Linked DNA regions of Mus musculus: all the other regions are linked to region 2. The links are chromatin loops, found by intact Hi-C in ENCODE. Cell type or tissue: left cerebral cortex. All regions are shown on one strand.

Region 1 (8,000 bases), 59 kb after region 2:
CTCCACATCACCCAAACATCGTTTGTTCTTGTACAAGCATTCATGATGTGTCCGTCACTCTAAATCTTTCCTTTTACATTACTCATATTAAAGTGTTTTCTAGTGCTGATTGTGAGGGTGCAGACCCGTACTCCTTGCACCTCTGCAATCAGCTTTGGTTAATTTCATAGCATTCAGGTATCACTTGCTTGCTCCCATTTCTTGGTAGCTGGTGATGACACATCTTTCTTTTCTATGACATTTTACTAATTTCATTGTTTCCCCCCTGAAGGACTTTTCTCCTCCTACTGTTTGCATGCTGCCTGAAGGTTTTAATTGTTCACCTAAGCTCTTTAGACAGAGATGCGCTCTGACTCCTGTTCCTATTTGCTGATGGATGTGTTTCTTCCTGTCTCCCCCTCAAGTCTGCTCTCGAATCACCCTGTGTACCTCTAACTTATGAAACTTGATAAGTTCATGGTGTTGCTAGCAGCTGAGCGCTCGGGATACTGAAGGTTTAATTTGCAATGAAATGAATTGGCTTAAGCTTCCGTTGACTCTCTAGGCAGGAATGAGTTTTTTGTGCGTTTCCTGTCGCAAGCCCACTGCCAAGTGTGCAGTCTGGCATTCATTCCTTCTTTGCCCTGACTCCCCTTTTCCTTTCTATCGTGACTGAAGGGTTAGCTGAAGGGAAACCTTAAAATGTATGCTTCAGGCCAACAGGAAGACTGGCAGTGCCATCACTGGTCACTGCAAGAGAAATGGCCCTTAGGTCTAGATTCCCTTCACTTATTGGAACACTGTCCACTTGCCAAGATACACCTTTGTGTCCCCTGAGGGACAGCTAGAAACAACTGTTCACAACTTCCATTTGGGCCAAGGAACCAACCGAGTCCCACAAATAGCTTGCAAAATACCTGCTCCCTGATTCTATCTCTTGTTATTTTGTCAGTTTCCGTTTCCTCCCACACAGAAATGTCAGTGCTACAACAGAAAGAGTCCAAGACTTGGAGTCTGTGGGCATGGGCTTAGATGGCCTCTAGTGTCTCTGGATTATGAAGGCTGAAGAAATGGCTTAATGGGCAAAACACTTGCCACACTAGTATGGGGACCCGAGTTCCAGACAAAATCCATGGTGGTGGTCCCTTCTTGCCCTCAACCTATCCTGCCACTGGCAGGGAGAGAGGTTTCTCTCCTTCAGCTTCTTATAGCACCAAGGCAGGGCTCTCAACTGGACAATCCCAAGGAAGGACCTGACTAGCCTGGATTGGATCAGAGTTTGGGTTGAGACAATGGAGGCCTGTGATCAGCCAAATTAGAGTCACATGCTTATTCTTTAACCAATGCGCCAGGAGGAGGCAGGGGAAGATTAGGAAGGTCTGTTGATGCATCTCAGAAATGCCCACAGTTCATCTCTTGCTGCTTGTCAATATCTTCAGGAAGTTGGATTAGAGCTTCCAGGAAGAATTGTAAGGTGAGATTTGTTTCTTGGAAAGCATTTTTCTTTGTTTCTGAATCACCTCATTTATCCCAGCAGGACGGGATGTGGCAGTGAGTTTTAGGCCTTTACTAAACTTGTCTTATTTGAACCACAGCAGTGGCAGAGCTCAACCATAAATGTTCTATCTCAAACCTCAAACCCCTGGGAAGACTGGACCACGGGGAAGAAGCATGGCCTTGTGGCATTAAAAACCTACCTCTGGTACTGCCAAGCTCCACAGTCTGGTACCTGCAAGAAAGCTCATGAGTTCACTGAACCTGTTTCTCTGGATCTAGGAATCTCTCTGTCTCTGTCTCTGTCTCTGTCTCTGTCTCTGTCTCCCTCTCTCTCTCTGTCTCCCTCTCTGTCTGTCTGTCTGTCTGTCTGTCTGTCTCTGTCTCTCTCAACATTTGGAGTCATTAGAGCTGGATCTTTGACTTTTTTTGGAGACTGTGGTGGACATGGCATTCTGTCATGGTTTGATGCATCATCCTCTACCTCTAGACCCTGAGCCCATCTCAGACTTATAAGATAGTTGCCATGGTGTGCTTAGAACTGAGGATATGGTCTATGTCTAAGATATGGACCAATCAGGAAGAGTTGTCATTCTCTGTTAATAATGTCAGTCATAAGAAGCTGAAGGGGAGAAGCCATCCTCCCGGCCAATGCAGAGGTCTGTTGATGGCAAGGAGGGAGAGTCCTTTGCAGGAAGAGAGAGAGAGAGAGAGAGAGAGAGAGAGAGAGAGAGAGAGAGAGAGAGAGAGAGAGAGAGAGAGAGAGAGAGAGAGAGAGAGAGAGAGAGAGAGAGAGAGAGAGAGAGAAGGGGGAGGGTAGGGGGAGGGGGAGGGAGAGGATGTGGAGAGAGAGAAAGCACCTGCCCTGCTAACATAACTCTAGCATGAGCTACACCCCTAATCCACACCCTTTCTTTCCTTTCACTCATCACATGTATATTGTAAACATCATCTCTACCATTTCATCTCTACTAGGAGATGAAAGAATCTGGAGAGTCTGCAGCTCTCGCAGTGCTTCTTGTCACAACAAAATATCATGCTGTGAGGTGGTTATGGCAGCCCACAGCTGTCGTTGCAGCCCTTGGGAGGATGAGACGGGGAGAAAAATAAGCAGAAAGAAATCAGCATCACCTACTTTATCTCTGTGGTTGGATTTCAAGTCTTCATAACTCATCCCAACTAAAAATTGCCACTCTGAGCTGAATCGAAAGGCTGATAAGTAACTGCTCTACAATCTTTTCTGAACTTGGTACATACTTTCAGAAGTGCATCTGTTGAGAGGGTCATATTTTGGTTTTGCCTCTTAGGCTTAGTAACTCCTCGGTCCCCAGTTGCCTTGTCAGCGAGATGGAGATAAACCACCTTGCCCAACAGACTGAGGCAAGAACAAATATGGGTGAGGATATTAATGATCTGCTATAGTTTCATTCCTTGTTCTGAGGCCATGTGGCCAAATAGCCTAACAAAAAGAAACTTTGGGGGAAAATGGTTTGTTTATTTGTTTGCTTTTCTTACAATTTCAGATTATAGTTTGTTATTGTGGGGATTGTGAAATTACTGTGTGGCTATGATGATAATATTGTTCTTTGTCATAATGAATTTTTGAGGCTAATGGCTGAATGTGGAGTCAAACTTCTGGATTCAGGTTTTTGGCGTGAAACCTATTAACAACATGACCTGAGAACATTCCTCAGTTTTCTCGTGTGCAAAGTGGGAATAATAATTGTAGCGCTATCATCTTTGGTGTGTGAGAAGGCTCAAGGGAGAGAATCCACATGACATGTGCATGTGCAGTGTGTGTGTGTGTGCGTGTGCAGTGTGCAGTGTGTGTGTGTGTGTGTGTGTGTGTGTGGTCAGTCACTTTTGTTTGCTGAGCCATTGTCAGTTCTTTAAGACCATTTTTAGCAGTGACGTCACACATACATTAGGTACATTCATTGTCACCCTCCTCCTTTATATTCTCTATGAGTCCTAACCTTGAGTGTGCCATCCCACACCATCTCTATAGCTGTCCTTGGAACCATGGGAGACCCTGAGAACAAAAGCCCAGAGTTCCCTCCAACTGTAGCTCCCAAGTTAGAGGCCAGCAGGCTGGGCAAGCTTTTCAAGTCTACAGTCCAACTTCACTTCTGAATTTAGTACAGGGAGAACAGATGCAATGGTATGTATTCACAGAAGAGAAAGCAGAAATGCAATAATACCAGCAACGCTGATAGCTATCCAGTGTTGATCTGGATCGCATACTGATTATCCTAAAGCCTTTTTACCTTTCTGTTTCAGAAGCCCTACTTCCATCCAGCCTCCTTATAGAAGCCATCCAGTCACTCCCCCCCCCCCCCAGGGTCTGAGAGGTAAGATTCAATTTTCATAGCTAGCACTATTAAATTTTTTGTTTTCCTCAATGGTATAATATTCATTTAGAATTGGCTTTCATTTATGTTCTTCAAACCATATGTGTCTGTCCAGGGAGCAGGCAAGAGTCCAGTGTGGAGAGCTTCCCGGAAGTCAGTGTTTGCTGAACTGAAGAGGAGCCATGTTGGTTGGATGCCTGGGGAGTGGAGGATGGCTGGGAGACCATCCAGATTGGGCTCTTATGTGTTGCCTTATCCACTATGTCTCGGTATAATCTGGAGATTTTTCTAGATGCCATCTAGATTTCTAGATATCAAATCTAGATATCATATTCTTTGCCATTGGCTTCATGCCCAAATATAAGAAGGTGTACCCTGCTTTTGTCATGAAGACAATATTGTCTTGGAGTGCCATTGCCTTGCCCTGAGGAAGTTTAAGCACCCCCATGCAATGTTCCCATGTTTTCCCAAGAGAGGTTCTTCCCTGAGCTTATTATTTTTTTAAAAAGATTTTAAAATTTACTTTGTGTATATGAGTACACTGTAGCTGTCTTCAGACACACCAGAAGAGGGCATCACATCACATTACAGATGGTTGTGAGTCACCATGTGGCTGCTGGGAATTGAACTCAGGACCTCTGAAAGAGCAGCCAGTGGTCTTAACAGCTGAGCCATCTCTCCAGCCCTGAACTTATTTTTAACTTGGAGTTTCTACTTTAACTCAGATCAAAGTTTTCTCCATCTTTCTTTTACATGCTACATGCCAAATTGGAGACAAGCCAGCTAGGCATACTGTCCAAGTCTGCCTTGCAATGCTATCATTTCACACTCCAGCGTCTTTCTTTCTCTGGTTTGCTTTTGCTGGATGTGTGGTTAGTGTTACTCAATCTGACAGAATTTAGAGTCATCTGGGAGACAGGCTTCTGGGCGTACCTGTGAGAGTTGATCTTGATTGTGTTAGTCGAGGTGGGAAGACTCACCCACACTGGGTGAAATTATTCCTTGGCTGGGATCCTGGCCTGTGTGAATGGAGAGAGGGAGCAAAGAGCAGGGTGGGCTGTTCATTCCCTGCTTTTTGACTGCTATGTGATGTGCTCAGCCCTCCCAGGCTCCTGCCATTGTCATTTCTCCACCACGATGAACTGTGGCTCAGATGGTGGGCCAGAATAAACCCTTTCTCCCTGAAGTTGTTTTTTTGCCAAGAGTATTTTGTCATAGTCAGGGAACTGAGACAGTGCAGAAATGAAGCTTGAATTTCTCTCTGAACGAAGATCTCACCCACACGTGGCAGTTTGTGAACATCGTTGACTTCCTCTTGTGAAGATGGGGAAGGAGAAGGAGAATAGTCGTATCCCTGCCTTGCACTGTGATTGGGCAGTGGGCACCCCTGTGCAAGCCCCAACTTCCCTCTCCTGGTCCTTTATGATGCATCAGGAGATGTCATTTGAGATTCTTCAACTTCAGGTCATCTCTTCTCTATTACTTCTCCCTTCTACCCTTCACAGTTTTCTAGGGTAATTTCACTTAACAACAGCAATCCAGTTTTTCTTACATGGATTCTCATGACCTCATTGGATCCTTTCCCTGTATCTCCTGAGAGGATATCTCAAAATGAAGATGATTCATTATTAAGAAGAGGCGCTTTCCACCTGCTTCTGGAGGTCAACTGACATAGCCAAATCTCCAGCCCTGGCCTTCCATAGCCTGCTGTTTGGTCAAGGATCCCTAAAGGGTCCATAAGTGGCAGCTGTGGTCACCCTGTAGTACTACTAGGGTGATAACTTAAGAGTTCTTAGTTATTGGGGGGGGGGGGTCAGCTCATGAAGAGGACACCACTCTTTCCTCTCCTTTTGCTTCCCAGATGCCATGACGATTCCCCTGGTGACATACTCCTGCCGAGATACACTAGAGCATCACAGGTCCAAACAAGCATGGCCCTCTGTGAACACGAACCAATATTAACTGCTCTCATTTGGTCTTACAGTGATTTCTTCTCAACGGAAATGCTCCCTCTCAGAGGGAAGAGGCAGGCTCCCGAGACTCAGCAACCTACTGAAGCTTACCCTATGAGACCGAAGAACTCACAAAAGCTGTAAGGCCCCTCTCCAAGGTTACAAAGGCATAAGGGATTCCTGGGGGTGGGGGTGGGGGGTAGAAGACTCTTGGGCAGAGCTGCCTGCAAGTTGGCCTGGGAACTCCAGGGACACAGCTTCCAGGAGTCATTAGGATTTCCCCACACTACTGATGCCTTTTGAGGCTCCCATGCTCTTGTGAGTAGCTCCTAATCCATATTCTTCTAAGCAAACCCCACCCCCAACAACCCACTGATTCACTGAGCTGTAACTGAGAAGAATTGTGTATTTCATCTGCCATTTGCCATTTATCCGAAGTGATTAGACATTTCTTCATGTCTCCTCAGGAAAGGCCACCATAACGATAATGGACTGAGCACCTAAAACTGTAAGCCAGCCCCAATGAAATATTTGTTTTTGTAAGACTTGCCTTGGTCATAGTGTGTTTTCACAGCAATAAACCCCTAACAAAGGCAGCAGAGCATCATCTTGCTTTTCTGCAGACCTACATGCCCCCCCACCCCCTTTCTCAATAATCTCTCTTCCCACTAAGCAATAAGTTCCTACACTTGCTCGCATTGAAAACATTTAATTACAAAGGTTGCCAGTGAGGCGGTGGGAGGATTGTGAGCATTGGTGTGTGGCTGGGTGGGCTGACTGTTCCTGGATTATTAAGGCACAGTGGGCACAGGACTGGTTGAGGAACAGGAGTCACTGGCTGCCTCAGCCTTGGCCATATTCTGCTCCCATTCTGCTCCCATGGAAGCTCTCTGACACTAGGTCATCTGACCTGAATGTCACCTGTAGAGCCATGTGTTCTGGAGATGCTCCAGCCCCTTTGCTCCTAGAACTCCATGTACTCATGAGGTGGAGGAGGGATTGCACTCCTACATATGCTGGGCAAGGACTTAGGCCATTCTTTTCAGCCTTGAGTAGTTGAAGTCCAGGATTCTTAAGCTTAATGAAGAAAAGTTGTGGGTCCAGTCCTGGCCTTCACTTTTTTGGGCATCTGTTCCACCCTGCTCCTTCTAGAATCTTCTTGAGCTACTACTGCCCCAACTTGCTGTGTCATTTGAACCCCCTCTCCCTGACTCTATGTAGTCCTTGCTTTCCTGGCTCTATAGATCAGGCTGGCCTTAAACTCAAAGGTCTAACTGCTTCTGCTTCCTAACTGCTGATTTTAAAGCTAAGGACATCCACTACCACAAACTGGCTGCCATTTGACTCTCATAGATGCTTTAGACAGCTTCTCCGCCCCATTTCTCTCCTGTCTGTCAACTGCTATTTTGCTTTTCCATCAGCTGCCTTCCGACTTCCTGCCCTTTCCACATTTGATATTATTCATTATCTGCAGTGATTTAGGATATCAGATAACCAACCTCATTAAAACTCTGTCTGGGGCGTGAGTCATGGCTGTGAACGAGGATGTGGGCTCCTATACTGGGTGATGACAGTGTATTTGACTTTGTCAAAGCCCCTTTGGCTTTTCTCTGTGTATCTGAATCATACTCTGAAAGATCAAAATCCCACATGAAGTGACACCTGACCACAGGGGGTTGAATGTGAATAAGGGGAGACAGGGGTGGGCCACTGGGGGTACTCTTTGCTTGGGTGAGTCTGCCAGATGGGTAATCACAGCCCTGAGGGCCAGCTGTGGCTTCCTTCTGAATAACTTTACACATAATTGATTCCTCTTTGCATCTCTGTGGGCAGAGGAACACCTCTACCCTGAATACTGCTCTGGGGATAGATTCAAAGTGCCAGCATGACGCCTTACAAGGGAGCCAATGTTGTGGGGCAAGATCACAGTTCAGATCATGCCTGAGACCAGAGGGGGGGGGGAAGCTCCAAAAGTAACCTTCCAATTGTTTGAGGCTCACATGTGTGAATAAAAGATCTAATAACCTAAAAGAGGCCACCACAATTTCACAGAACAGTTAGAACCAGAAATAAGGGGCTGGAAAGATGTCATGGTTGATATCTACTGGTCTTGCAGAGGACCTGAGTTTGCAACTCTGGCTCCAGGGGATCTGACACCCTCTTTTGGCCTCTGTAGGTACTGCACTCCTGTGGGACACTTCCTCTCCGTTCATGCACATAATTA
Region 2 (8,000 bases):
AGCAAATTTGGCCAGAGTTGACAGCTCAATCTGAGGCGTCCTGAACCAGGAAATGACCAGCCACAGCCGGAGAGCTGTGTGAGGTACAAGGCTAAAGTGGGAATTTTTAAATAAAGCTCCAGGCCTAGCTGCGTCCTCAGCAGGATTTAAGGGTCCTAGCCCCTGTGGTGTAGAGGGACTCTAATACCAATGGCGGCAGACCCCAGATGGGTGCTTCTTAGGGCAAGTCTGAGGGATACCCGCTGTATTAGTATTAGTCCTGTCTCTGTGACAAAGGTCACTTAAGGAAGAAGGGTTTCTCTTGGCTTGCAGTTTGAGGGTACAGTCCGTCATGGTGGGAAGGGGTGATAGCAGGCGGCTGGTCACATTGAGGCCATTGGCAGAAAGCAGACAGAGGCGAGTGTTGTTGCCCAGCTGGAGTTCTCCTTGTTCAGTCTAGGCTGCAGCCTACAGACAGTGGCACCCATATTCAGGTCGGGTCTTTCTTCCCTGTGTAAGCCTCTCTGGAAATGTCATCCTCACAGACATGTTCAGAGATGACTGGAAATCCTGTCAACCATTAGACCTGACCTCCAGCCCTGTCTCCTGTACTAACTGGTTCTGAGATGCTGGGTCAGGGCCCCTTTGTCAGTCCCTGATCCTCTGTGTCTAGCCCTTAGGATAAGGAAAGTTCCCTGTAGTGCCTGCAGTGCCTATGGTGGGGACACCTTGGAGGGCCTTGTTCCTCAGTGACCTATCCCAGTAGAAAGCCATGGAGAGGGTGGGCACAGGGACACTGGGCAGGTTTTTCCTTCTTGGCCCTGGAACACCCTCCAGCTTGATTCTGCAGGCTAAACATTGCCATCAGATGAGCAGTTTTCAACTACTTTGGCTCCTGGAGGAGGAAGGATGTGAGCACTTATGGAGCCGTCTCCCTGGGTTCTGCCGCAAGTGACTTTAGCTCTCCAACTCACAAAGGTTTGATGAATGTTGAGGACTAGTGAGTGAGGCTTGCTGCACAGCTTTCCCCATAGGACCGGCGTCCCAGTGCGCTGGGAGAAAGGAGGCCAAAGGTAGCAGGAGGCCTTGGATCTGGGGGCTTAGCCTGAAGCCCGAGAGGTTTTAGATTTGGGGAGCCAAGCCTACAGCCTGGGCCACAACAAACTTTTTGCAGAGCCTGGGCTGGGGCTGGGGCTGGGGCTGGGGCTGGGGCTGGGGCTGGGGCTGGGGCTGGGGCTGGGGCTGGGGCTGGGGCTGGGGCCTGCTTGCTTTCACCCCACCACTTTGTTCTGGAAAGTTAGAAGGTGAGAGCACCCAAAGGCACCTCCCAGTGGCTAGGCTGTAAGGCTCCTAGACTTCTTTAGGCTCTGCTGACAGGTCCTCACACACAGGAAGGAGCAAGTCCGCATCAGAGACTTGTTACCATCTGTAGGATTGGGGCCTCTCAGTAGCATCAGGGCTATTCCTGTCCGAGAAAGAGGGGTAGCAGCCGTGATGGAGGGAGACCCCCTTTCTGGGTATCAGTTTGAGAAGGCAGACAAATGCTCACCTGTGCTTGCCTGGACTATCTCCAATTCTCATCAAACTCAGTAAGTAGATACGCTCAACCGGAACGGGAGGAAACTGAAGGAGACAGACTCCACACTTCCTATCTCGGACATAGTCCTTAGACCCCATGTAACCTCCCATAGGAGAGGGACAGGCTGAATTGTCCCTCGCTCTGCTCCTGCCTCTGAGGGGAACCTTGGCATCAGGAATTCGGGCTCTTGTCTAATGCTGCTTTGTGTGCCCTGTTGAAGACCCGCAGGAACAGAGGAGACACTTCCTCTCTGGTCTGATCATCCTGACATCCGGGTTTTTCTGAGCCTCCTTGTGTGTGCCCCACCCTATCATGCCCCTGCCTACGACAGGCTGCTCAGAACTCCAGGTTCCAAACCCCTAAAGCCTTGCATGTCTCTGCTGCCTTAACCACGCCCCCACCATCTCTCTCCTTTCTCTTCCCATTGCTTCCTTGGCTAGAAGCATGACTTTCGGTCACACCACTCTTGGTAGTTTGGAATAAATCACCTGTGATTTATGTGATTGTTCATTTTATACATGTGAGTGTCCTCATGTATGTGTGTGTGTTGGCACACGTCTGTGTATGCCCATGTGTTTATGTGTGGGTATGGGTGCATGACTAAGGGTGTGTGTGTGTGTGTATTTATGTGGGTGTAGGCTTGTGGGTGAACCTCTGCATATGTATATTTATTTTGGTGTGTGTTTGTATGTGTTGTATGTTCATGTGTGTTCATATGGGTGTTGTATAATTGTGTTTGCCTTTGTGCATGCATTTGCTTTCATGTTCGTTGGGTTCATGAGTGTGTATACATTGTGTGTTTCCTTGTGTAGGTGTTGGTTCATTTGCATTTGGGCATACACATGTGTGTACATGTGAATGTTGTGAATGCACTGTATATTTACTTGTGTGGGTGTTGGTTCATTTGCATGTCATGTGTGTTTGTGTGTATGTTGGTGCATGTGGGATTCAGGGAGCATTAGTGTGCCTGCATGTATTTTGTGTGTGTGTATGTGTGTGTGAGCTCTGCTCATGTGAGAGTGGATGCATGTATATGAATGGTTATGCATGTGTGTTTAGGTTCTCATGCACTTGTACACGTGTGCATGTGGAAACCCAAGGTCAATGTTACCAGTGGCTCAGGTGCCTTCCACTTTGCTTTTGAGACATTGCCTCTCACTGGCCTGGAACTCACTGACTCAGGCCACTTGGCTCATGAAAGCCTCAGTTTCCATTTCCGTCTCCTCAACAGTGGGAGGGCGAGCCTGGACCACTGTGCTGGCTTCTCAACATGGGTGCTGTCGATCTAACTAGGTTCTCATGATTGCAAGGCAAGCGCTTTCCCAGCTGAGTGGTCTCTTCTGCCTAATAACGGTGTCTGCTTTTGAAAAATACGAAGCAACTCTTAACAAATGCCAAGGCCTTAGGGAGCCAGGTTGTGTGGGAGGACTGGTTTTGAGAACAGTAGTATGGTTGGCTAGGGCAGGGGTAGCAGCTAGCTGGCCTGGGGTGCTGAAAGCTAGGAGTGCCTAGCTCTGGATTTGGAAGTGTCCCAGCTAGACCATTGATGAGGGGGAGAAGAGGCCAGCTGTCCTCGGTTTTACTGGGCTGCGTGTTCCTGGGTCCTAGTCACTGGCAGTTCTTGGCCAGGAGATGGCGCTTCTGTGTCAGGCCTCTGCCCCCTTGGCCACACCTCACACCTGAACAATCACCCAAGCTGGTTTGTTCTCTCTCTACCCACCCCGCTCTCTGAGTGTGAACCTAATTTTCCCAGAGGGAACTGCATTTGAGTCCAGTCACCCAGTTAGCAGGCCATGTCCTGTCATCTACCAGGGAGATTGTCTTTTTGCCTTTCCGATGTGGTGGAGGAGGAGGTGGCCGATTTATCAAGACTTCCTGTCTGCTAATTTCATGCTTCAATTCAGGTCAGTCCCTTATCGACCTCTTCTTATTTTCCAGTCTCTGCTTGCAGCCGGGGACACAGAATCAAACGGGACGTAGTCTCCAGCCCAGGAGTATTAAAAAATAATGAGAACATGATGGGTTGACTCCACACTAGAAGTATTCATTTCCCATGTAATGTGAATGTTCGTCCGAGGCAGGCAGTGGCTGATTCTGTATCCCTGGGGGATGTGGAGGGACCAGGAGGGTTTCAGAGAGGAATCAATGTTTGAAAGGGTTTCTGATGGCTGAGTAGGAGCTTGCTGTACAAAGAAGCAGGTACGCATTAAGAGTTGAAAGCACCAGACAGTTACTTTCGTCTTTTTCTCCATTCTCTAGCCGTATGAGCTGGGAGAGCTGGAAAGAATTTTAGTTGCACACAAATCACTGAGGTCCTGGTTAAAAGGATGATCTGACTGAGGACCTCGGGGGGTGGAGCCCGAGCGCCTGCATCTTTGGCAAATGTGCACGTGATGCTCAGTGGTAACCACAGAGCATCTGTGTTCTGGCCCGCAGAAACACTCTGAGTAGAAGAGCTTGAGGATGTAGTCTGTGACCCGAGTCTGTCCCTGTCCTCTCACATGCTTCCATATGAACTAATGATATGGAGTATGGAGGAAGATATGGCTTTTCTCCTGCAGCCCGACCCAATGGCCTCGCATGTTAGCCAGATGTGACCAGAGCCTGAGCAAAGGCTGTTTTAACTTCAGTAACCGAGATGCTCTCCACCCCAGCCCCGAAATGCATGGGGCTAGCACACCACAGAGAGTTCTAGAACAATCGTAGTTGGAAACGTTCAGTCTTTGCAAAGATGCATCCCTGTGGCATATCTTGAAACCCCATCTTTCTGTAAACATGCATTTAGAAGGAACAGTTTGAAAGGCTTGTCAGAGCCCCCTTGCTACCCCAGCACAAGTCCCTGTTGTAACAGGAGCTTCCCCTCAGTTTTACATATTTTAGGGAAAGTCTTGCCCAGGAGGCTGGCTTCTTGGCTAAGACTCTTATGAGGTGGCTAATGGCTATGACTCAGAGGAGAGGAACCGTACACCTTTGTTTGCACTGTGTGTGAATGCCTGGGTTGCCTCAGGAACAACACAGCCTTTGGGGCTGTGGCCAGCTGTCTGCCAGCTGTTCTGGGCTATTTGGGCCCTCAATGCAGGTTACAGTGAGTGTCCGGAAGTACAAAAGGGGGGATTCTAGGGGCTTGGGTAAAACTGGTCTGGTGGGGATGGAATGCTTGGTGCTATCCCCCACAGCCTTCTGCTTCTTCCCCGCTCCCCACCCCCCATGGCTCATGCGCATGGGAGGCACTCTATCAGGTGCATGGCACCCCAGCACCTGGCTCTGGCTAGCACTGTGTTGTTTCTTTTGCCCATGCTCCTGCCTGGCAGTGGGAGCTCCCATTTTCAGGTGTCCGCATATCCCAGCCTCTCCTGCCTCTCCCCCAGATGATGCCACTCTCAGTTCAGAGCAGAGCATTTCACTCAATGTGTGAATCCCTGTGCCCAGGAACTTGATGAGTCTACACGGGTCCTCAAGTGCCAGCTTAGATCTGCTGAGGATAAATTCATTGGATACAGAGTGTGGATAGGTGTTTGATGCCCCCACCCCCAGGCAGCTTCTGGGCAAATGACTGGCAAGTGGCAAGTGGATGGCTCAGCATACCCACCCATTCATCTTCCCTTTCTGGCAGGGACCAGCCTTGCTGGGTGGATATCCTTGGGCATCTGCCCAAGACCTCTACCCATAGGGAGGGTGTGATTATTATTTCAGGACAGCGGGAGACAGGATTCTATAGCTGACTCTTCTGGTGAGTCCCCTGAAGGATGGAGGTCTCACTGCTGCAGAAACCCACCCTGCTGGGCTAATTACAGTGATGGCAGTGTACGTTTTCCCAAGTAGATTCTTTTGAGTTTCTCTAGTGTATCCATCTGATCTCAGGACTCTTCTCTTCTCTTCTCTTCTCTTCTCTTCTCTTCTCTTCTCTTCTCTTCTCTTCTCTTCTCTTCTCTTCTCTTCTCTTCTCTTCTCTCCTCTCCTCTCCTCTCCTCTCCTCTCCTCTCCTCTCCTCTTCTCTTCTCTCTTTCTCCCTCCATCACTCCCTCTTCTTTGATTCTCTTTCTTTCTTTCTTTCTTTCTTTCTTTCTTTCTTTCTTTCTTTCTTTCTTTCTTGTGCTAAAGGAATTAAGGGCAGTTTATTTAACTCCTAATCAGGAGCCTGTCCTTGGACTTAAATGAATGACAATAGTTGATCCTGTCTTTTATCCACAGTGACAGGAAGTCCTTACACTCTGTCTTTAAGATCCTCTCCATTTTCCCACTTTCCTATGTGGCCTCAATGTCCAGAAGAGGAAAGCCACACTCAGAGGATAGACATGTCTTGGAGAGGAATGGGGTCTGGGGTGGGGGGGGACTCAGACCTGGGTGTTTAGGAAGAATCCTGTATTCCAGGCATCCCTCCTTGGAGTAGTTTCTCCTGGGCTCAGGTCTCTTTTGGTGTCTTGGCTCCCTTCCCAGGCAACTTTTGTGCATGCCTCCACTCTGGCTTCTCTATCTCTCTATTTCTGTCCTGATGCCATGGTGGCCTTGTCTTCTGGGAAATGTGACACAAGGCTTACAAAGATCTTGCAATCTGGGATGTCTCTGCAAGGAATTCAGATGAAGGCTGGGTTCCTGGCCTTTGAGCATCCTCATTGAGCATTCATAAGAGGTGGCTACTCTTCTGTCCAGAGAGACAACAAGAGACCTCCACTGTGAGTGTTGAGCAGCCTGTGCTGGCAGTTGGAGAGTGAGCTCTGAGTCTGAAGGGCTGAGACTATAGCTTCCCCTACTTGAAGAGATGGGACCACATCATCCTCTTCTTGAATGGCTGGGACTGCAGCATCCTCTTCCTGAAGGGGTGGGACTAAAGCATCTCATAGCCTGTTGCACTTGCCTAAAGGCATAGACTAGGCCAATTAATGCCCTTAGAAAGGAGATATGCCCAACCATTTAGCTTCTCTGGGCAACACTGGACAAAGACAAAAGATTGTCTCGGGCAACATGTTTAGATCTCAAGAATGTCCAATCCATAACCCTCAGGTTTGGGGAACATACATATGTTTATTAAGTGTGACACTGAGACACAGTGTTGTCTTTGACAGAGTTCTTACTTGAGGACTGCACAGTCAAGCTTCAAAAGTATAGTGTGATGCTTTAAGTAAGTTTACAACATTATATTGGTTTGCATTATGTCTTTCCTGGGCTGCATATAACCTGTGGGCTGTAGGCTGGATGCTCCTGCAAGCATTAGCCAACCAGTCTACGAGTTGGGAAAGAAGATGAACACAGACAGAATCTCAGCGTGGGAGAGCACCAAGGGATGATATAGCCTTGGACCTGCAGCCTGCAAGGCTGGTTAAACAGAAGGCAGAGGGGGTGACTGTATGTGCTCAGAGCTGGTGAGTTGGCTTATGCCCTCGCTGAAGCAAGTCAGTGTAGGTCCCCCCAAATCTGCAGTGCAAGGTTAGACATTGCCAGGGCACAGAGAAAGACAACGCAAGCCAGGGGTCTCTGTATTCTTTTTGAGTTATTTGTTCTGTGGTGGAGCTAAGTCTCCATCTCAAAGTGCTTAAACCTACCAGTCACTGACAAACTGGAGGAGATCGGCAGTTTCACTGTGCAGGCCTCAGGGTGTGGACCTTTTAAAGCTAGCACAAGTGTCTCCATGTCTGCTGGCCTTCTTGGCTACACTCTGGAAGCAGTCAGTGACAGACATAGCCGCATGGCTGTGAAGCTTCCAGAAGCTCAGCCTGCCTGTTTCCCCGTGTGTGTGTGGGGGGGGTAATGCTATTGGGGATTACAAAAGCAACCTGCCAAGCAAGTGCATCCCTGCCAATGCAGCAGTGTTGGTGGCAATGAGGAGGCCATGCTCGCTGTCAAGGAATTTGAATTCTGAACCACCCTTGCCTGTCAGCCATGTCAGTCTCATAACATTCCGGTGAGGAGCGCTTAGAAATCATGGATACAGAGACGTTGAGTAACTTCCCAGAGAACACACAGCTCCAAAATATAGAGAGCCGCAGATCCTTGCCTAGATCTGTGTGTCTTAGAAGCAAAGGAGCAAGTCTGCTGACTGAGGTGTGGGCGTGGCTTCGGCCTGGGCTGCCCTAAGTGTACTTGCTCCTCCCCCCAGCGCCCTCGCTTCTACCCTTTAACACCGCCCCTCCTACAGACACTCCATCAAAGACTGCCTGACTTTCTCTAAGGATGACAAATACTTAGGCTTGTGGGGTTCGAGGTCTTGCTCACAGCTGTTCGACTCTGCCCCGGAAGTGCAAAAGCAGCCATTCACAGCCCGTGAATGAACATTCTAATAAAACTTTATTGACAAAAATAGAGCGCAGTCAGATTTTAGCCTATGAGCTGTAGTTTGCTGACTCTGGGTCTGTGCTTTGGGGACTCTCCTGTCCTTGAGAAGGATAATGATCCACTGGAAATCCTGAAGTCCTTTGCTAAGCACTCAGAGCCTCTAGGGACACTA
Region 3 (8,000 bases), 270 kb after region 2:
AGATCCATGGTTGCTGATTGGCTGAGGAGGCTCAATCTTGAAGACACTGGCTGTGAATTTGCTATCACACTGTAGATGCTCTGGTCACTGCCTCTTGAGTCCGTTTTATTTCTTCTAGTTTCTTTTTTTCTGATCCTCAGACTCTACGTCCTTTAATAAATTTCTTCTCTGCTTCAGTTAACCCAAATCTGTTTCTGTTGTCTCCCATGAAAGAACTTCACAGACACAATGATTAATCTGTTCAGTTTTATGGCTTGGTAATAGTCATCCAAGCCCGGAAAAGCATCCAGACTCAGAAGAAAGGGGAGAGCTCCACGTTCCTTCTCCTTGTATCTGTTCTCAGTCTTCCTATTTCCCACATTTGTATATAGTCTTTAGGCAATTTTATTGTCACTCAGGCAGTGGGGGATCACTGAATTAGTTAAATACAAGACTCAGCCCCCTCTTCTTTGCATATGTGTATGATATATGATGCATATGTGTATGCATGTGTGTGTATGTGTGTGATGCATGTATGTGCATGCAAGTTTGTGATCATGTGTGCATGTATATGTGTGTATATGTGTGTGAGCATGTGTGTACACCTGAGCCCAAGTATAGAAGTCCGAGATTAATATGGAATATCTTTCATGATTGCTTTCCACCTCAGCTTTTAAATCAGGGTTTCTTCCTGAACCTGGGACTCATTCATTTGGCTAAATAGGCTTGTCATCAAGCTCCAAGATTCCATCTGTTCCAGTCTACCAGGGGTAGGATTACAGATACACACTACCATGCCTGGCTTTTTGGGTGAGTGCTGGGACTTGAACGTAGGTCTTCCTCTTTGTGTAGCAAAAACCATTGTGTCCTCTTCTACCCCCTCAGTGATCCTCTTGTGGAAAGCTTTGTGACTTCTCTGGGTGTTGGTAGTGGGACCATCTATTGCCTCTGGAGTCATCATCTCTTGAGGAGACACAGTCCATATTTCTCCATGTTTCATATGCGTGTAGCTCTTCCTCTCCAAAAAAGGAATTGTTCTTATTTTTTTTTCTGGGTCTTGGAGAGTTTCCATTCTGTTTTTCCTGGAAAGCTATCTACAACCCTGGAGTTGTTCCACTCCTGGGGATGTGTAGCAGAGACCAGTGTTGATGTTGGTGATGGCTCTATCAGAGTGTTTGAAGCCTAAACAATGAGTCCCCACATCCATCGCAGCACACTGCTGAGGTGTCCCCTTCACTTGACTATGATATGTAGCTTTCTAGCATCTCATGGGGCTTGCAGTCCATCCAAACAGAAGAAGTAGCCTGACAGTCTTCAGGAAAACATCAAATCTTTCTGTTGGAATCACTAGGAGACATTCTAGTTCATTGAAAATGGTCTTTGAAAACGTTTCATTTAGAAAAAAATTTAAAAGAATGTCTATGTATGAAACTAAGAATCTTACAGTGTGTTTTTTCTACCTGGCTGCTAGGAAGAGCTTAGGTACGTTTGTTGCTACTCATAGATTCTGGGTTCTCTATTCCACTGTATATCTTATTTCTTAATTCCTTTTCCTTGTGAGAATTCATTAATGCAGCATTTATTTTATTAGCAACATTATGATCTTTTTAAAATACAAGCTATTTCAGAGCTCTTTTCGGGAGGTATAGAGCACAGATTATTGATACTAGTTAGCCTGTTGTTGCTCCTGCCAAGACAGCGCTATCCACCAGCTCTCTTAGATATTCTTCAGCTGATTCTACTTCCCTCCTTCCACCTCCTTGAGCATAGCAATTGGACCAGCCTCAGCCCCAGCCCCAGCCCCAGCCCCAGCCCCAGCCCCAGCCCCAGCCCCAGCCCCAGCCCTAGCCCCAGGCACAGGGCAGGCACTCACTTACCACTTGATTATGCTTGCTAAGTTTGTTCATACTTGGTCCTCTGGATTAGAAATGGTCATGAACTAAGATACTTGGTTCATTTTAGAATAAGGGAAGGAGCAACTGAAGCAGGGATCCTAAATTGGTAGCCTGGGCAAGGGTTGTCACGGTCACGGCTGTGTTGTATTTCTGTTTTGTTTGGCTGACCTAGTACTTCAAGAGGTGACATAGCAAGTCAGGGGGGACAATTGGTTACAAACCAAGTAGCTAAGCTTTGCCATTGTTTTCTCTTTCAGGTTCACTCCCCCTTACCCCCTCATTCTTCGAGTTAGAGACACTTGGCTATTTGGTTATTTGCCCATTCCATCAGAAGGCAATGCACGCTTAAAAAAAGAAACACATTTCCCAATTATAGGAAACACCAAATACTACAGTCATTCCAGGTCTCTAAAGGGAAGTGCTTATTTTAGTTATTTCTTGCTTACTTGGATGGGAGAATTTTAATAGGAAATTGTCCAATTAAACAATCCAAAGCCAGTCTCAAAGTTTACCAGAGTGCCTTGAACTCTGCCGATGCACAGCATTCTGACTTTTGAAAAGAGTCTTAAGTTATGTGTCTGCACATGAGTCTGGGGAGTGGTTGTGTGTTTGTGTGTGCCTGTGTGGACGCAACTGCAATTGCCACTAGAAAAGGGCAGCAGAACACCTGGAACTGGAATTACAGATGGTTGTGAGCTGCCATGTGGGTGCTGGGAACCGGACCCTATTCTTTTGCCAGACCAAGTATTGATAATCACTGAGTGATCTCTCCTTCCCCGATGAGTGAACTCTAATAAATGATAATTATCTAGGTGTAAACCTGTCAGTCATTGGGGTTCCTCTAGCGAGAAGTCACTGCTCTAGTCTGGCAAGGTCATGAGCAAGCTGTCCTTTGTTCTTGGAAAGTTTATTATTATCCTATTCCATAGGTATCAAAATATGTCCTCCTGACCTCTGTAAGAATGATAATTACACCAGGCTGTAAATGTGTGTACCACAAGAGGAAGTACAGTTCACCAGGCCAACTGCTCTCCACTCTTAGTGTGTCTAGCAATCACCTTTGTGGCTTGTTCTCCTTGCCATTTCTGAGTCCAGTGGCTACCACTCTTCAGATGAGGTAATGCCTGCATCTTGCATACCTAGCCTCCATGGAGAGAGTCTGACACAGATAGTCCCAGAATTAGTTTAAGAAATGCAGAAGGCAGGCTTGATCTCAGTTATCTGGAAAGAAGGTTGAGACAGGAAGGTGGTAAGTTCAAGGCCTACCCGGGCAACTTAGTGAGACTTTATCTCAAAAAATCAAGAACCCAACCCAACCAACCAGCCAAAAACAAACAAACAAACAAACAAACAAACAAACAACAAGTGGATAAAGCACCCAAGATTTAAAAAAAGCAGGAATGATTCAGAGAATTGAGTTCTTGAAAGTCTGGGCATAGATATCTTCTGAAAATGACACTGAAGATGTAGGTGCCTGGCCTCTGTCCCCTGATGATCTGATTGAGCCGATTTAGAACTAGGCCCAGGAACCTGCTTTTGTATTAGTCACCTCAGGCTAGGGGTCAGGAGGACATATTTTGATACCTATGGCATTGGATATTAAACTTTCCAAGAACAAAGGACACCTTGCCAGACTAGAGCAGTGACTTCTGGCTAGAGGAACCCCAGTGACTGGCATGTCTATACCTAGACTGTCAATTCTATAGGCAGAGGACGCAGAAGATGTGGCTTAAGGGGGGGGAGTGGTTTATCAGCTGGTAGTTTAACCAGTCATCTGTGCTGGGGAAGTCAGGGTAGCTTTGATTTTCTTCATGAGATGTAGTATTACCTGAAATGAGAGCGCATGGGCAGACAGCATGACTCAGCTTGAAGCTGCAGATTCAATTCCAAGCACTGTGAAAAATAGGTTAAGAGCAGTTAAGAGCAATGAATAGTAAGCAAGATGGTGTTCTATACTTGTGTGCAGAAGGGAAGTACTGCACATGTGGGTTTACTGCAGTAGAAAGTGAAAGTAATGTTCACCGAGCACCTACTGTATATCGGATCATATTAATTTCATTCCTTAGCTGTTAAATGCTCACATTGACCCTGTGATGTATACAAGATGGGTTTATTAAAAGATGATATATATATCATATATATCATATATATATATATACATATATATATGAATTTACACATATGAGTATTTTACCTACATGTATAAACTTGCATCATGTATATGCAGTACTCCATTGAGACCAGAAGAGGGCATCAAATACCCTGGAACTAGAGTTAAAGACTGCTGGGAACTGCCAGTGGGTGCTGGGAGCTGAACCTGGGCTCTCTCAAGGGCATCCAACGCTGGTGAAGGTAAGTAAACTGAACAGAAAGGTACCGACTTCCTGTTTCTTTGTCAGAATGACTTAATGTCTCTTCAGGTACCAGTGCCTACAAGGTTACATACTATGAGAGCACAAGTATAATACAGTCCTCCCCCTACATCTTACGATGGCTCTCTCTCCCATTGGGCAATGCCCTGGTAATATGGGATCCAAGCGTTGCACTTTCCCAGCGTAACACTCCCCCTGGAGCCAGGCCAGTGCAGCTCCCAGATGACAAACTGTTTGCTCTGTGTCTCTGGTATGCGCCTGGTGTAATATTTACCAACTGGTCGGCTCTGTGGACAGAGCAAGCCCTGAGACTGTCTGTGTTTGCTCCACTGTGCTTCCTGGCTGGGACCATTTCCATGGTAACAGCCCTTCCTGTCAGCCGGCTTGAAGGAAGGCACAAAGGACCACACTGTTGGGAATTGCTGCCTGTGGGCCCATGGGCTTCAGTTTTTCTCTTGGCTCTTTAACAAGAGGAGCAAAGCCTTCTCCTGAGCACTTCCTCTTTACTTTCCTGTGCCCTGAAAGTGATCTTTCTGGCTTTGTGTTTTACATCCTGCAGGAAGGCTAGGTTCTGTGATTAACTGGTGGTGAGGAGGGCGGGGGTAGGGGGTAGAGAAGTAGGGATGAGCCACAGAGGGATGTAATGGGATCCCGTGGTTTGGTTTTGTTGGATTTTGTTCACTGTGCAGCAATGCAAGTTTGACCTGCTGGATGTTTTTCTCTTCTGAAGAGCTCACTCACCTTCCTGCCCTGTTTCTGATTTAGAAAGTTCCACTGGCTTGAAATATCCTTCCTTAACCCCAGCTCCCTCTTCCTAAACCCTCCTCTGGGCAGAAAGTCTGGTGTCTCTCTTATCCCAGGCTAAGCCTTCATCCCTTTATGGTCTCACTGGATGCTCCCCCAACCCCTGCCACCAATAGGCCCAGTGTGGCCTGTGGAGACCAAATACCAGCCATCAACTGGTAGCCACTTTCACATAGTAAAAACAAACAGGTGACATTAATTTTAACAGTATATTTTATTGAGCTAAATATATCCCAAATATTATCATCTCTACAGGCAAACAATATAAAAATATTTAACTTTCTCTCTTCCCACTGAGTCTCCAAAATCTGGAAGGCGTTTTACACTTGGCACACATCTTGGTCTAGACTAGCCACATCGCCTAATGGCTCCTGGCACTGGGGCTAGCCTGCCCTTCAATACCTTTCTAACCTCTCCTGATGTCGCAGTTTCCCAGAGCACTAGGATCCCCAAATCCTGTGGGATTTCCATATCCCTGTGCCCAGGTCTCAGCTGTCACCATTCTGGTTGCTCGGCAGTCATTTCTCTAAGTGGCCTTGAATTAATCTTTTAAATGCCATGATGTGACTTTTCATGTCACTTCTCCTGGACTCTCTTCTGCACTCCGCCAGCTATCTCTGGGATGGAGCTCAAGTCTGTATCATAAGGTCTTCTCTGTTACAGGAGCAGGGTCAGAACAAGCATTGGCCTCACATCCTGGCCATTTTGGGGTCTCCCCAAGAGTGTTTGCCTGCACGAGTGAGGATACTAGAGGTAGGATCCTGCTGTCACTTTACACCACTGCTGTTCTTCCTCTCCCTGCACCTCAGTGGGCAAGTGTGGCCCTAGCTAGACATTCCATGTCTTTCCGTGTTTTCTTTGTACCCTCATTTTTGCTTACTTCCTGGATCAGACAAAACACACAGAACATATCATACAGAGCATAGATGACTGACCAAGGCAAGTATTCCACCCAAGTCTAGTGCAGTGAAACGGTGGGTTTATTGTGGTTACTTCAGGAACAAGGGTGCGTTACTTCCATGAATGATGAAGACAGCAGTTAAGGACTCCAAAAAGCTGCATCCTTAAAGGTCCCTTCCCAACTTGGAGGCAGCTCCATGGAAGATAGGAGAGTCTCCTCTGCCCCAGTAATCATTTACAGCCTGTATATTCTTGGGAAGTGGGGGCAGTCTTGTAAATCTCAGAATTTTCCGAATTTCCCAAGTCCTGAGTTTGATGAGTTGCCTTTATTTTAAACCACATTCAGTTTTATTTTGTGTGTCACCTGCTTGTCTTTATTTGGACCATGGGTAGGCAGTGCCTACTGGTGGCCAGAAGAGGACACCAGAATCCCAGAGACTGGAGTTACTGACAGTGTGAGCAGGCGTGTCGGTCCTGGGAACTGAACCCAGGTCCTTTGCAAGAGCAGTCAGTGCTCTGAACCGATAAGCCATCTCTCCAGCCCATGTTCATCATCATCTTGAGCCTTGCAAGCTGCATTAGGTCATCACGTCTCATGGGCCTCCCCCATCACCCTCTAGGCAGAAATGTTTCAATTTAGAAGAGATAACTACACCACAGAGTCATGCTATCCAGTGGGAAATGACATTGAAAGATAAAACCCACTGATGAAAACTACAGGTACAACTCCTCCAATAGAGCGATGCAAGTAAGAGTAATCAATGACGATCCGAAGTTTACCCATGGAATCTGAAATGACTCCTTTAATGAGATGTCTGTGCTCCCAAGTCCATTGGTGCACTGGTCTCACAAAGGCAAGAAATGGGAGCAGCAGAGGTATTCACTTGGCACACAATGGGCAGAGCAAATGTGCCACACCTGCATGATGGATTACTGCCTAACCTTGGAAAGAAGGGAGTTCAGTCATTCGTTGAGAATATTAAAGTAACTGGGCAACATCACGCCAGTGATATGAGTCAGGCACAGTAGACACAGTGTGTTCTCACTTCTGTCTGGAATTTAAAGCAACTCAACTTAGAAGCAGAGGGTAGAGTAGTGGCTGCAGAAGTCGGGGTCCTAAGAAGATGGCAGGGGCCGGGCGGGGGGTGGGGGGGGGGGTAACAGTCAAAAAGACTCTTGGGAATGAAGAGATGGCTCAGTGGTTAAGAGCACTTGCTGCTCTTGCAGAGGACCCGAGTTCATTTCCCAGTACCCACATAGCAGTTCACTACAGTTCTAGGGAATCCCCTGTTAATATCTTTTGCTTCTTGGGGAAGTAGCATTTTTCCTCCACTAGCTGTTAGAATCTGCTCTTGTAAAATTGATGGTTAGGATAATGGGATGTAGGGATGAAAAGAGATGCTTGTATTTGTTATGGTGACTTGTGGGCTTGGTGGCCCAGTGGCTTTCAGTCATATCTCTGGGATATGTGTCATGATGTAGGTGCGAGTAATATGGACTCAATCCAAGGTTGGCCACTTTCTACCTGCATGGCACTGAGCAAGAAACAGTCTTTCACATCTCTGGATTAGCTGTAAAGCTGGGGTAGCAATTGTGCCGTCCTAGGGAGATACTGAAGATACAGGTGCTTGTATACCAGAGTTGCATTTGAACAGCCAACCCCGTGACTGGAACCCATCATCTCCTAAGTGCTTCTTTTTGATATCCTTTTTTAGCATTAAATACAAAATACTTTTGATTTAGTGACATCCAAACAGCCATCTCTGCTTGGGCTAGAGTCACTTGTACGTACCGTAGTTTAAAGACTCTTCCAGAGCTCAGTACAGAAATTCTTTAGCATCAAGGTTAACCTGGCCTGCTCTCTTGGAATACAGCATGGTTTGTGTTTGGTGCCATCTAGTGGTTATATGAGATAGTGGATGACAAAGCCCCAGTTCTGTTTCTGTCTCCTTTCCTCTACCCCGTCCCAGGTACCGTCTTCTGAATTTGAACAGCCACCACACGACTGGAGCCCACCATATCCTAACTGATTCTTATTAATGTCCTCTTT

The links. Hi-C counts contacts between places; a loop is a spot of excess contacts. Peaks named below come from ENCODE experiments on the same cell type or tissue, not always from the same donor. Only the 100,000 strongest peaks of a DNase experiment are listed, where the experiment ranks them.
Region 1: a loop joins it to region 2, with 2.0 times the contacts of the local background. A loop is called at or near these places in 2 of 42 quality-filtered maps.
Region 3: it touches region 2 in a loop (3-fold over the local background); 18 of 42 quality-filtered maps call a loop at or near these places.

The regions. Positions count from the first base shown.
Region 1 is chr6:112,421,039-112,429,038 of GRCm38, reverse strand. It overlaps Gm40395 (a long non-coding RNA gene), which reads left to right and starts at 4,528. Exons shown (of 3, transcript XR_869358.1): 1 at 4,528-5,485; 2 at 5,809-5,916; 3 at 6,244-6,306. In left cerebral cortex, CTCF peaks have their summits at 4,393 (motif pointing right) and 7,962 (motif pointing left); DNase peaks (open chromatin) are centred at 2,623, 4,765 and 5,052; H3K27ac peaks cover 285 bases.
Region 2 is chr6:112,479,702-112,487,701 of GRCm38, reverse strand. The region is part of intron 1 of Oxtr (oxytocin receptor); the gene reads left to right. Among named protein-coding and RNA genes, the nearest start is that of Oxtr, 6.1 kb to the left of the region's middle. In left cerebral cortex, a CTCF peak has its summit at 3,190 (motif pointing right); a DNase peak (open chromatin) is centred at 3,198.
Region 3 is chr6:112,207,285-112,215,284 of GRCm38, reverse strand. It overlaps 1700054K19Rik (RIKEN cDNA 1700054K19 gene), which reads right to left and starts at 4,577. Exons shown (of 3, transcript NR_027865.1): 1 at 4,521-4,577; 2 at 3,703-3,767; 3 at 2,766-3,095. In left cerebral cortex, CTCF peaks have their summits at 4,127 (motif pointing right), 6,338 (motif pointing right) and 7,849 (motif pointing left); DNase peaks (open chromatin) are centred at 3,690, 4,627 and 7,840.